Linked DNA regions of Homo sapiens: region 1 is linked to region 2. A link is an interaction called in ENCODE POLR2A ChIA-PET data of the cell type or tissue named here. Cell type or tissue: MCF 10A. All regions are shown on one strand.

Region 1 (5,000 bases), 70 kb after region 2:
AAAATAGACACAGTCACCCCAACTCTGCAGCCATTGAGAAAGGTGCAGGCAGCTCCCCTGTGCCCACAACACCAAGGGCACAGCTGGGTTGCAGCCCAGCTCACCAGTGGATCACAGTAATAATAACAACAGCCCCGGGGCAAGGAGAGGTCATATTACCTGAGGGAAACCAGGGGAGGGAGAGTGTGAACGGCATTTGAGATTTCTTCTGGGACCAAGGCCCAAACCGGCCCTTCTAGGATCATATCGTTACCTGCCACTTTGCGTTTGCTGTATGACTTTCCGTTTGTGAGATTAAAAAGAACATGAAATATTTTGACGGGCCTTCCCCAAATGAGCATCCATGGGTTTCTGCCTTGGAGGCCAAGCTGATCTATAGGTGTCTGAGGACCTGCTGCGTGGGGTAGCAACAGAAGGGTGGACCTGAGGCCCCTGCCATGCTGGTTCCAGCTGTGGCTTTGGCTGTGGTCCCAGCTCCTTTCTCATAATATGTACTTGAGGTGTGTGAGCACAAAGGTACACAAATTGGAGTTTGCCTCTGGCCAGAGGAATTTGGCATAACAGAGGGATGGAAGTTGCTGTCTTGGGGGGTTACGAAATTGAATCCTGGGCCTGTCTTATAAGAGCAGGAGGCCTGTGTGAGACATCCCCTGCTCTGTGCCTCAGTTTCTTCCTCTGTAGCATGTGGATAACAGGGATAAAAACAGCCTCCCCGCCTTAGCATTGTTGTCAAGTTAAATGAGGGATTATATATAAAGCTCTTAGCATGGTGCTGGCCACATGGTAACTGCTTGATGAATGTTAACCACGGGCACCTGTGAATGTCCATATGGGTGGGGTGTAGTGAGGCTAGCGTCTGCATAGCAGGTGTCCTTCCTTCTGTCATCATTAAAAAAAGATATATGGCAGCAGTGGTGGCTCACGCCTGTAATCCCAGCACTTTGGGAGGCAGAGGTGGGTGGATCACAAGGTCAGGAGTTCAAGAGCATCCTGACCAACATGGTGAAACCCTGTCTCTACTAAAATTACAAAAATTAGCCAGGAGTGGTGGTGGGTGACTGTAATCCCAGCTACTCAGGAGGCTGAGGCAGGAGAATCACTTGACGGGAGGCGGAGGTTGCAGTGAGCCAAGATCGCACCACTGCACTCCAGCCTAGGCGACAGAGTGAGACTCCATCTGAAAAAAAAAAAAAAAAAAAAAGATATATAAAGCTGGCTCTTCACTATAGTCAAAAGATAGAGACAATCCATGTGTCCATCAGCAGATGAATGTATAAACATGTGGCCTGCCCATACAATGGAATGTCAGTCAGCCATGAAAGGAATGCGGTTCCGACTCATGCCATAGCACAGATAAACCTCAAAAACAGTAAGTGAAAGGAGCCAGGCACAAACAGCCACAAAGTATGTGATGTCATTTATGTGACATGTCCAGAACAGGCAAGTCCCATTGATAGATACCAGGCTAGTGGCTGCCTGGCGCCTGGGGATGGGGTAGCAGGGAGTGACGACTTAATGGTATGGGGCTTCCTTTGGGAGTAAAAACATCTCAGAACTCGATAGAGATGATGGTGACACAGCATCAGGAATGGACTCAATGCCCGTGAATTGTACATCTTAAGTGATTAATGGTTAGTTTTACGTTCTGTGAATTTTACTTTGAATTTTAGAAATGCAGCCAGGGGAGGTGGGGACTGAAGCCCATTCTCCCAGCGCAAGCCACTTTGAGCACCACTGCGTATGACACTGTGATGGCAGCCTCATCATTAGTGTTGTTGGTGTTGTTGCTGTTGACTGTCTAAGCAGGGCTGCCATCCAACTTCTCGTTTCTCCTTTGGGGCCCCAGGGTGTGTGTGCAGGTCCAGCAAATCCTTCCTTACAGTGGGGTGGTGCCACGTGGAACCCGACTGTGCAGCATGGGTGTCCCCTGTGTGATAATTCAAGCCGCTTCCACGTAGGGAGAGAGGGGACTTGACTCCAGCCCAGCACATCCACCCAGCTGTCAGGGCCACACATGCCCCATGACAAACAGCTGCTGTTTTCAACCCCATCCCCGACTGGGCAAGGTTTCTCTGGCCTCGGGAATAAGCTCATGGGAGGATTTTCCAGACTGGCTTCTTTTGGGGTCCGGGAGCTCCTCCCTTCCCTGGCACATGTTTTGAGTCAGCCTGGACGTCATGATTCGTATTCACTTTGAGAGGAATCCCCATGGAAACCAGCAGGCAGGTTTGGGCAGGAGGGAGCTGGCTCACCACAAAGGCAAGGGAAGGCGAAGGCTAGGTGTCTTCTGCCAGCATCGGGGGCCCAATGGGGGCTCTTTCTGGGGGGGTCAGCTCACCCCATTCCCCACCCACTCTGGAAGCAGGTCTGAGGCCATATCTGGTTTGGAATGCCAGTTCTGAAGATCTCTGGGGGTTCACATGGGACCCTCATGAGGTCCTTCTAGGCCCTATTTTTTCCAGCCCAGATCCAGCATTGTGTGCCACTGGACAGGGGGCTCACCTGGAAACAGGCAGAGGTGAAGTATCTCTTCCTGGTCTGGCAAATGCAGGATCCCCCAAAACTAGCTCCATATCTGTCCCCGAGAGCAAAAAGACAAAGGCAGAGTTCACCGACCCATTCTCCAGCTCCCATGGAAGGCAGCGTCCCCCGGGGCCAGAACCCCAGCTTGTGGGCTGCCGCATCTCCAATACCCTCTGGGCACCGTCACCTTGCGGGCACTCAGTTAGCGAGCGGTCCCACCAAACCTACCTGGGTTCGCTCCTTGCTTCTCACATGGCCCTGTCAAGCTGGTGGCCCAGGACAAAAGCCCCTTAGCCTTGGCCAGGGCTCTCCGGTTCCCTTTAATATCCATTTAATGAGAGCAATTTGGCAACAACGTAAAACGTGCTCTTGCCCTTTGTCCCAGTAATTCCATTTCTGGGAATCTGGCCTAAGGAAATAATCCTAAATATAGGGTAGAAAAACATGTTTCACAAGGATGTTCACTGCGGAGTTGTGCATGGCAGCATAAAATGAAACAGTGGCACTGTCCCTGAGGGAGGGGGTGAGAGCAGGGATGAAATTGATGGTGGCGGAATATTTTATAGCTGCTACAGTGAGAGTTCTGGAGCTTGCCATTCAGAGCAGGGACATCTATGTGCGATAATGTGGGGAAAAAAAAGGCGTTACAAAATTCTTTGTACTGTATGATTTCGGCTTTATAAAAAATTATATATTAAAATAATCAGGAAAGTCACACACCAGAGTGCTAATGAGTGGTCTTGATTGGATTTTTATGGGAAAGATTTTATTCGTCATCTTCCAAATTACCTTGTCTTCACGCATTGCCTTTTTCAGTCAGGTTTGCGTTGTAATTTACATACAGTAAGAGTCACGCTTTTAGCGTGCAGATCTGTGAGTTCTGACAAATGTATACAGCCAAGTGACATCGCCCCCACAGTCAATACAGAGAATATTCCCATCACCCCCAAGAGTCCCCCTGCCCCTCGCCCGCCCCAGCGGCTGGCAACCATGGGTGTGATTTCAGCCCCTGTAGTTTTGTTTATTTCAGGATGTCATATAAATGGAATCATACAGTATGCCTTACACTGCTCTTAACGTTTAGGAAAAAAATTTTTCGTCTGCTTATTGTTCTCTTAGCTGTACATCTTAGAGCAGGATTCCCTACCATCCCTCAATGGAGGAGAATTTTAATGTTCTTTCTTATCCAATTCAGCCTCCTACCCCAGACAGGAATCTCCTCCCCTGGAGCTCCGGTCGTCATGTTCAGCTTACCAGGGAATTATCAGTTATCTGTAAAATAATCCCAGCGATAGGAAAGTACCCAGAACGGCAGAGGTGCCTGGGCAGTGTTAGCTCATATCTGAGCCCAAGGAACAGCAGCGTTCAGAGGCTTTCCATCCCAATCCAGCCCATGTCCCCTGCAAGCCTCCCGTGTTCCTGCCCAGTGATAGCACTACAGCAGCAGCAGTTTTTTTTGTTTGGTTTTGTTTTGTTTTTGAGAAGGAGTCTTGCTCTGTTGCCCAGGCTACAGTGCAGTGGCGCGATCTCGGCTCACTGCAAGCTTCACCTCCCGGGTTCACGCCATTCTCCTTCCTCAGCCTCTCGAGTAGCTGGGACTACAGGCACCCGCCACCACGCCTGGCTCGTTTTTTTAGTATTTTTAGTAGAGACGGGGTTTCACCATGTTAGCCAGGATGGTCTCGATCAAGGTGACGTCATGATCCGCCCACCTTGGCCTCCCAAAGTGCTGGGATTACAGGCGTGAGCCACCGCGCCCGGCCTTGTTTTTGTTTTTAAATAAACATTTTCTTTTAGGACAGTTTGAGATGTATAGGAAAGCGACGAGGATACCCCAGAGTTCTCACACATCCGCAGTCTGCTTCCCCAGCTGCTAGTATCTTAGTCTGTGGGCTGCGTTTGTCACAACTTGTGAACCAATATTGATACATGATTGCCGAAGTCCACATTTTATTAGGTTTCTTTAGGTTTTCCGTGATGTCCTTTTTCTGTCCCGGGATCCCATCCAGGATCCCCACAGTACCTGTAGTCACGTCTCCCAAAACTTCCCTTGGCTGGGATAGCTGCTCAGGCTTTCCTCATGTTTAATGAGCACTGGTCAGGAGTTTTGAGGAAAGTCCCTCAGTTATGGTTTGTCTGATATTTTTCTGATGGTTAGACTTGGGTTATGGGTTTGGGGAGGAAGACCCCAGAGGCAAAGATTGGTCTTTCTCAAAATAGTTCGTTTGATTGCGTTCTTTAGTTTGTTCCAGGTACTGTGCTGAGTCCTTGATAAACTGGATCTCTGGTAATGCTCCCAGGAATTCTACCTATTAAATAAATTCTCATCTTAACCAGTAGAGGAAATGAACTCAGAGAGGGGGAGTAACTTGCCTAAGGACACACAGTAAGCGGCCCAAACACAAGTCTCCTTGGTCCTAAAAAGTCTGCTTTTGGCCAAATGCTGCTTCAGGCAGTAGGCATGCAGCTTGTCTGCT
Region 2 (5,000 bases):
CACCCATCCCTCCATCTATCCGCCCATCCCTTTATCCCTTCATCCATCACTTACTGATGGCTTTACCCATTGTAAATCAGGCCTTGGCTAGATACAGATGAATGAGCTGTGGTCCTTGCCTTTGAAGTATTCCCCCATACTGTGACAAATGATTAAATAGTTATTCATAATGCAGCATGACACGGATATAAGGGGGGAAGAAGAGAGAGGTCTCTAGGGCAGGTTGGGAGGATGAAGAAAAGCTTTCTGGAGGTCACAATGCTATTGCTGCATCTTGAGAATATCTTGGGATGGGCCCGTGAGGGAGGGTAAAGAGAGAGATTGGGGGCACATGGTTTCTCAGATGGTACATGATACAGAGGGTAGCCATGCTTGGGACACTCAGTGAGCCCCGAGTCACCGAGTGTGGGTGGGCAGAGTGTGAGGGGCTGGGTGACATAGATGGCTCTGGATCTGTCAGCAGTTTGGTTGGGGCTTGTTGGTCTTCGAGGAGATGGGCTGTGAAACTGTGGGGCAGTGAGATCTGTGTGGTGGACAGACTCATGGGCCCTCAAAGATGCCCATGTCCTACTCCCCAGAAATGGAATATGCTGCCTGCAGGATGAAGAGGATTCCGCAGAGGAGACTGGGTTGAGGAGCTTGGGATGGGGAGGTTACCCTGGATTATCCAGGGGGGCCAGTGTCATCACAGGGGTCCCTACCAGGGACAGAGGGAGGTGGGAGAGTCTGAGTCTGAGGAGGAGATGTGCGGAGGCAGAGAGCAGCCTTGCAATTCCCGGCTTTAAGATGGAGGAAGGAGCCACCAGCCAAGGAATGCAGGCAGCCTTGGAGAACGGGCAAGGATACTCCTTCTCCTCTGGAGGCTCCAGAAGGAGCCAGCCCTGCCCACACCTTGATTTTAGCCTTGTGAGGCCGTGTTGGGCTCTGACCTCAAGAACTGTAAGAGAAGAAGCCATTGCGTGTGTGGCCATTTGAGCAGCCATAGGAACCTTATACATGGGCAGGTGCAGGGACATCTGAAAACCTTTGTACGAGGGTCCGCATTAACAGTGAGAGGATAGGGTTTTTGGCTGGGGACAGTAAGACCATCATCACTGCGTGAAAACCTTCTCAAAGAGTCCATCTTTCAGTCAGGCCGCTATAAATTTATCTCTATAGATCATTCGTTGTTAAAATTAAGCCCAGGGGGAAAATCAGACTCATTCAGGATCAAGGAAAGTCACAGAATCTGATCCATTCCTACCAGGGTCCCACGTCTTATGAGGCTCCAGCCTTCTTACTAGAGGATTCTGATACTTTATTACCCCAGGCGAATGTGATTTGAGTAGAGTCCTGCTTTTGGGGGAAATAAAATCCCAGTAAAGGTGGATCCGGATCCCTCAGGGACCTAGGTGCAGTTCCTGTTCCTCCCGTCTCGCCTCTGTTGCGCTGCAAGGTGGGGTGTGTAGTGAGTATCACTGTAACCTGTACTTTTCTAAAGTCAAACAGATTTCTCTTGGTGGGAGGACGTGTCTTTTGTGGGATCGGTGTAGCCCGTCTGAGTCAGTGACTCACCTGGCACCCCTGGCAGCTGACTTTCCTGGCAGTTCACTCGAGTCTCTTGCCTCTGCTCACAAAAGCCTGCGCCTTTATTCAGCTTTCCTCACCGCTTCCCAAGGCAGAGCAGAGCCTCTCCCGCCCGCCTCCCACATCTCTCCCTTAGCTGGGTGCCCGCGTGGCTGCTACCTCCGAGGCTTCTGTGTCACCGGGTAGTGGAAATGTCACCGAGTGTCAGAGCTTCGAGCCTCCTCCAGATCCATCCAAGGTGGCATCACTAAGTGGCATTTGTGTGCTAGGCACGTACCCTCTTTTACATACATTATCTTCGATCAGTTCAGCTTCTTCTGCATAAAAAAGAAATTTCTCTACCGTCCCAGGGAGAATAATTGGAAAAGCGAGCCCTGAGTACTCAGCCCACCCGCCCTTCTCCTGCTGAACTGTCGAACGTAGCCACCAGCTAGCCTGAGCTTGTTCTGATGTCTTCTGGGATCGTCATTGTTATGGGTTGAACTGTAGCCTTCAAAAGGCACGTTTACGCTGTAGTCTCTGTACCTGTGAGCATGACCTTCTTTGGAAATAGGGACTTTGCAGATGCGACCAAGTTAAGATCATGCTGGAGGTCATGCGGGAGGTCATGCTGGAGGAGAGTGGGCCCAAATCCAGTGACTGTGTCCGTAAAAGATGAGGGAAACTTAGACACAGAGAGACACACAGGGACGAGCACCGTGTGACAGCAGAGACAGATTCAGCTGCTAGCCAAGGAATGCCAAGGATTTTGGCAGCCCCAGAAGCCCCAGAAGCTGAGAGAGGTGTGGAGCAGATCCTGCCTCAGAGCCTCCGGAGGAAATCAACCCTGTTGACATCTTGACTTAGGACTCTCAGCCTCCAGAACTTTAAGAAAGCACATTGCTGATATGCAGGCCACCTGGTTTATGGTCTGTTGTTCAGGAGGCCCTTGGGACATCAATGCCCTCAGTCCAGTCTCGATTCTACGACCCTACCCGTGTTTTGTTTTTCACACCAGGCCGTCTCTACCCGCATGGTTAGTGCTGACCAAGTAGGAAGTTGGGACACTTGAGGCATCTCTGTGACGTGCTCACATGGCTTGAGGAGGCTCGGGCCACACCTCGAGGGGCAAGCCTGGGCCTGCCGCCCGACCTTTGCTTGGAGAACTGGGTTCACTGGGTTTAAGAATCATTCCTTTTCCTTCCAAGTTAACTGCTTTCAAGAGGTCAACCCGTGTGTCATGGCTTTTCCCAGACTGGCTGATTCAAACCATGTCACCACCAGGAAGGGGGAAACAGAAGATGATTGACTAAGAAACATTCATTTCTGTTGCAAATTACTAGTTGGGGCTAGTTGTTGATTATCTCACCTCCATTGCTATTTGTATTTAGAAATGGCTCATAAATTTGCTTACATGGGTTTGGTTTGTCTTCTAAATGAAATGATTGCACTGCACATACTTCTAAAACTGTCCTGCGATTTGATAGCTTCCATTTCATGGCGCTTCTTCTGGATGTCAGGCACTAAGTCGGGCGCTTTATTCTGTAGTTCTCCTAGCAATCTGGTGAGCTCCACTCTACAGATAAGGAAATCGAGGCCAAGGACAGCTAAAGAAGCGAGGTGCGCAAGGTGCCCAGGTCCGAAGTGTTTCCGCTGCTTTCAGACTGCAGTCCCAGGGCTCAGGAGTCCATGCTTTCTGCGTATCTTCACGCTGGCCACGGATCACCTCATCATTAGATGTCGAAGTTGAACAAGTGGTGTTCACATTCGGACGTGTGTTAGGTAGAAGTGTGTGTGCACCTGCGTGTGCGTGTATGTTCCACACGCTGATGCAGGAGGTATACGCACAGATATAATTGTCTTTTAGAAGATTGACTATCACTAATTTTGAAAAATTTCCTGAATGACCTTTCCTGCCAGGCCAATACATTGAGCCCAACAGATAAATCCCTGAACTTATTCGCAGTCTCTAAGTACCTTTAGAATCCCGGGGGTCGCCCTGAGCCTCCCCAGGGACTAGCGCTGTTGCCCTCGCTCAGTCTCGCCACCACAGGAGGCCTCGGCTTGCCCAGCAGCTGAGTCGGGAGAACCTTTCCCAGGTCCCGAGGCAGCGGGAGGCGAAGCCAGGAGACCCACCTGGTGCCAGGGAAGAGCTGTCACCTGGGCCTTTCCTCCAGGAGCCTCCAAGGAAGGTGGAGGTGTGACATCAGAGTGTTGGGATGTGGAGGGGTGTGACTCCCTGGGATGCAGCTCTGTGCCCTGACTCCAGTGTGCCATGCTTGGCTGATCTCTCAATGATTAACTGTGTGACCTTGGACACACCGTGTTGCCTCCTGCGCCTCTCTGCCCAGACAGCATGGCAAGTGAAAGCCTCCCTCCCTTACTGATGGTGTGATCTGGGCTGCCTCCTTGGACACGCCAAGCCTGCTGTGCCTCGAGGCCTTTGCCCTGACTGCTTCCTCTGCCTGGGATGCCTGTTGTCTAAACACCCACACCACACGCTCCCTCGCTTCCCTCCTGTCTCCTGTCAGAAGTCACCTCCTTGGGCTGTCCTTGATCATTCCATCCATCCAAAAAGTTGGCACCCACTCCCACAATTTTTTATTTCTCGTTCCCTGACTTACGTTTTTTTCTCCTGAGCATATGTTATCATCTGACAGACCACGCGTTTCTTACTTATTTTGTTTATTATTCCATCCCACTAGAAAGGCAGGGGTTTGCCTGTTTTTTCCCCATGACTGTATCCCCAGCATTTAGAACAGGGCCTGGCACCTGCTAGATGCTCAGTACATAGTTTTGAGTGAGTGAACGAATGAATGAATCATCAGTCAGTCAAACTTTGCAGCACTCACTTTGTCCATTGGAATAAAGTTTGCCTGTTAAGTACATGGTAGCCACTCAGTACATGGTAGCTAAGGTTATGTGCATGATTTTTTATATTATTGTCATTATGTGCTTTATTGTTTTTATTTTTATTTTTATTTTTTTGAGACGGAGTCTCTTTTTGTCACCCAGGCTGGCATTCAGTGGTGTGATCTTGGCTCACTGCAGCCTCCGTCTCCCGGGTTCAAGCAGTTCTCCTGTCTCAGCCTCCAGAGTAGCTGGGACTATATGCACGTGCCGCCATGCCCAGCTAATTTTTTGTATTTTAGTAGAGACAGGGTTTCACCGTGTTGCCCAGGCTGGTCACAAACTCCTGAGCTCAGGCAGTCCACCTGCCTCTGCCTCCCTAAGTGCTGGGATTACAGGCATGAGCCACCGCGCCTGGCCTATGTGCTTTATTTTTACAATCAGAGGGCTGCACTAGCAGATCTGAGAGCATGACCGGGGTGGAGTCCATGCAGGGCCGCAGGGAACACTAGTCAGAAGGAGGCAGTGAACCTCTCCTGCCCTTTCCTTCCATCTCCATCACCTTGAGCATCTTCTGGGCAGCTGAGGTGACCGCAGATGGGAAG

What was found. Peaks named below come from ENCODE experiments on the same cell type or tissue, not always from the same donor. Only the 100,000 strongest peaks of a DNase experiment are listed, where the experiment ranks them.
Region 1: POLR2A ChIA-PET joins it to region 2 with 17 read pairs; 8 of 35 experiments call an interaction of 5 or more read pairs at or near these places.

Annotation. Positions count from the first base shown.
Region 1 is chr16:81,599,096-81,604,095 of GRCh38, forward strand. All of the region lies in intron 1 of CMIP (c-Maf inducing protein), which reads left to right. Among named protein-coding and RNA genes, the nearest start is that of MIR6504, 9.8 kb to the right of the region's middle. In MCF 10A, no CTCF peak of the experiment used is centred here; DNase peaks (open chromatin) are centred at 156, 506, 2,186 and 2,946.
Region 2 is chr16:81,528,964-81,533,963 of GRCh38, forward strand. All of the region lies in intron 1 of CMIP (c-Maf inducing protein), which reads left to right. It overlaps MIR7854 (microRNA 7854), which reads left to right and starts at 4,939; the gene lies at 4,939-5,000. RefSeq lists enhancers at 3,317-3,818, 3,819-4,318. In MCF 10A, no CTCF peak of the experiment used is centred here; DNase peaks (open chromatin) are centred at 1,548 and 2,698.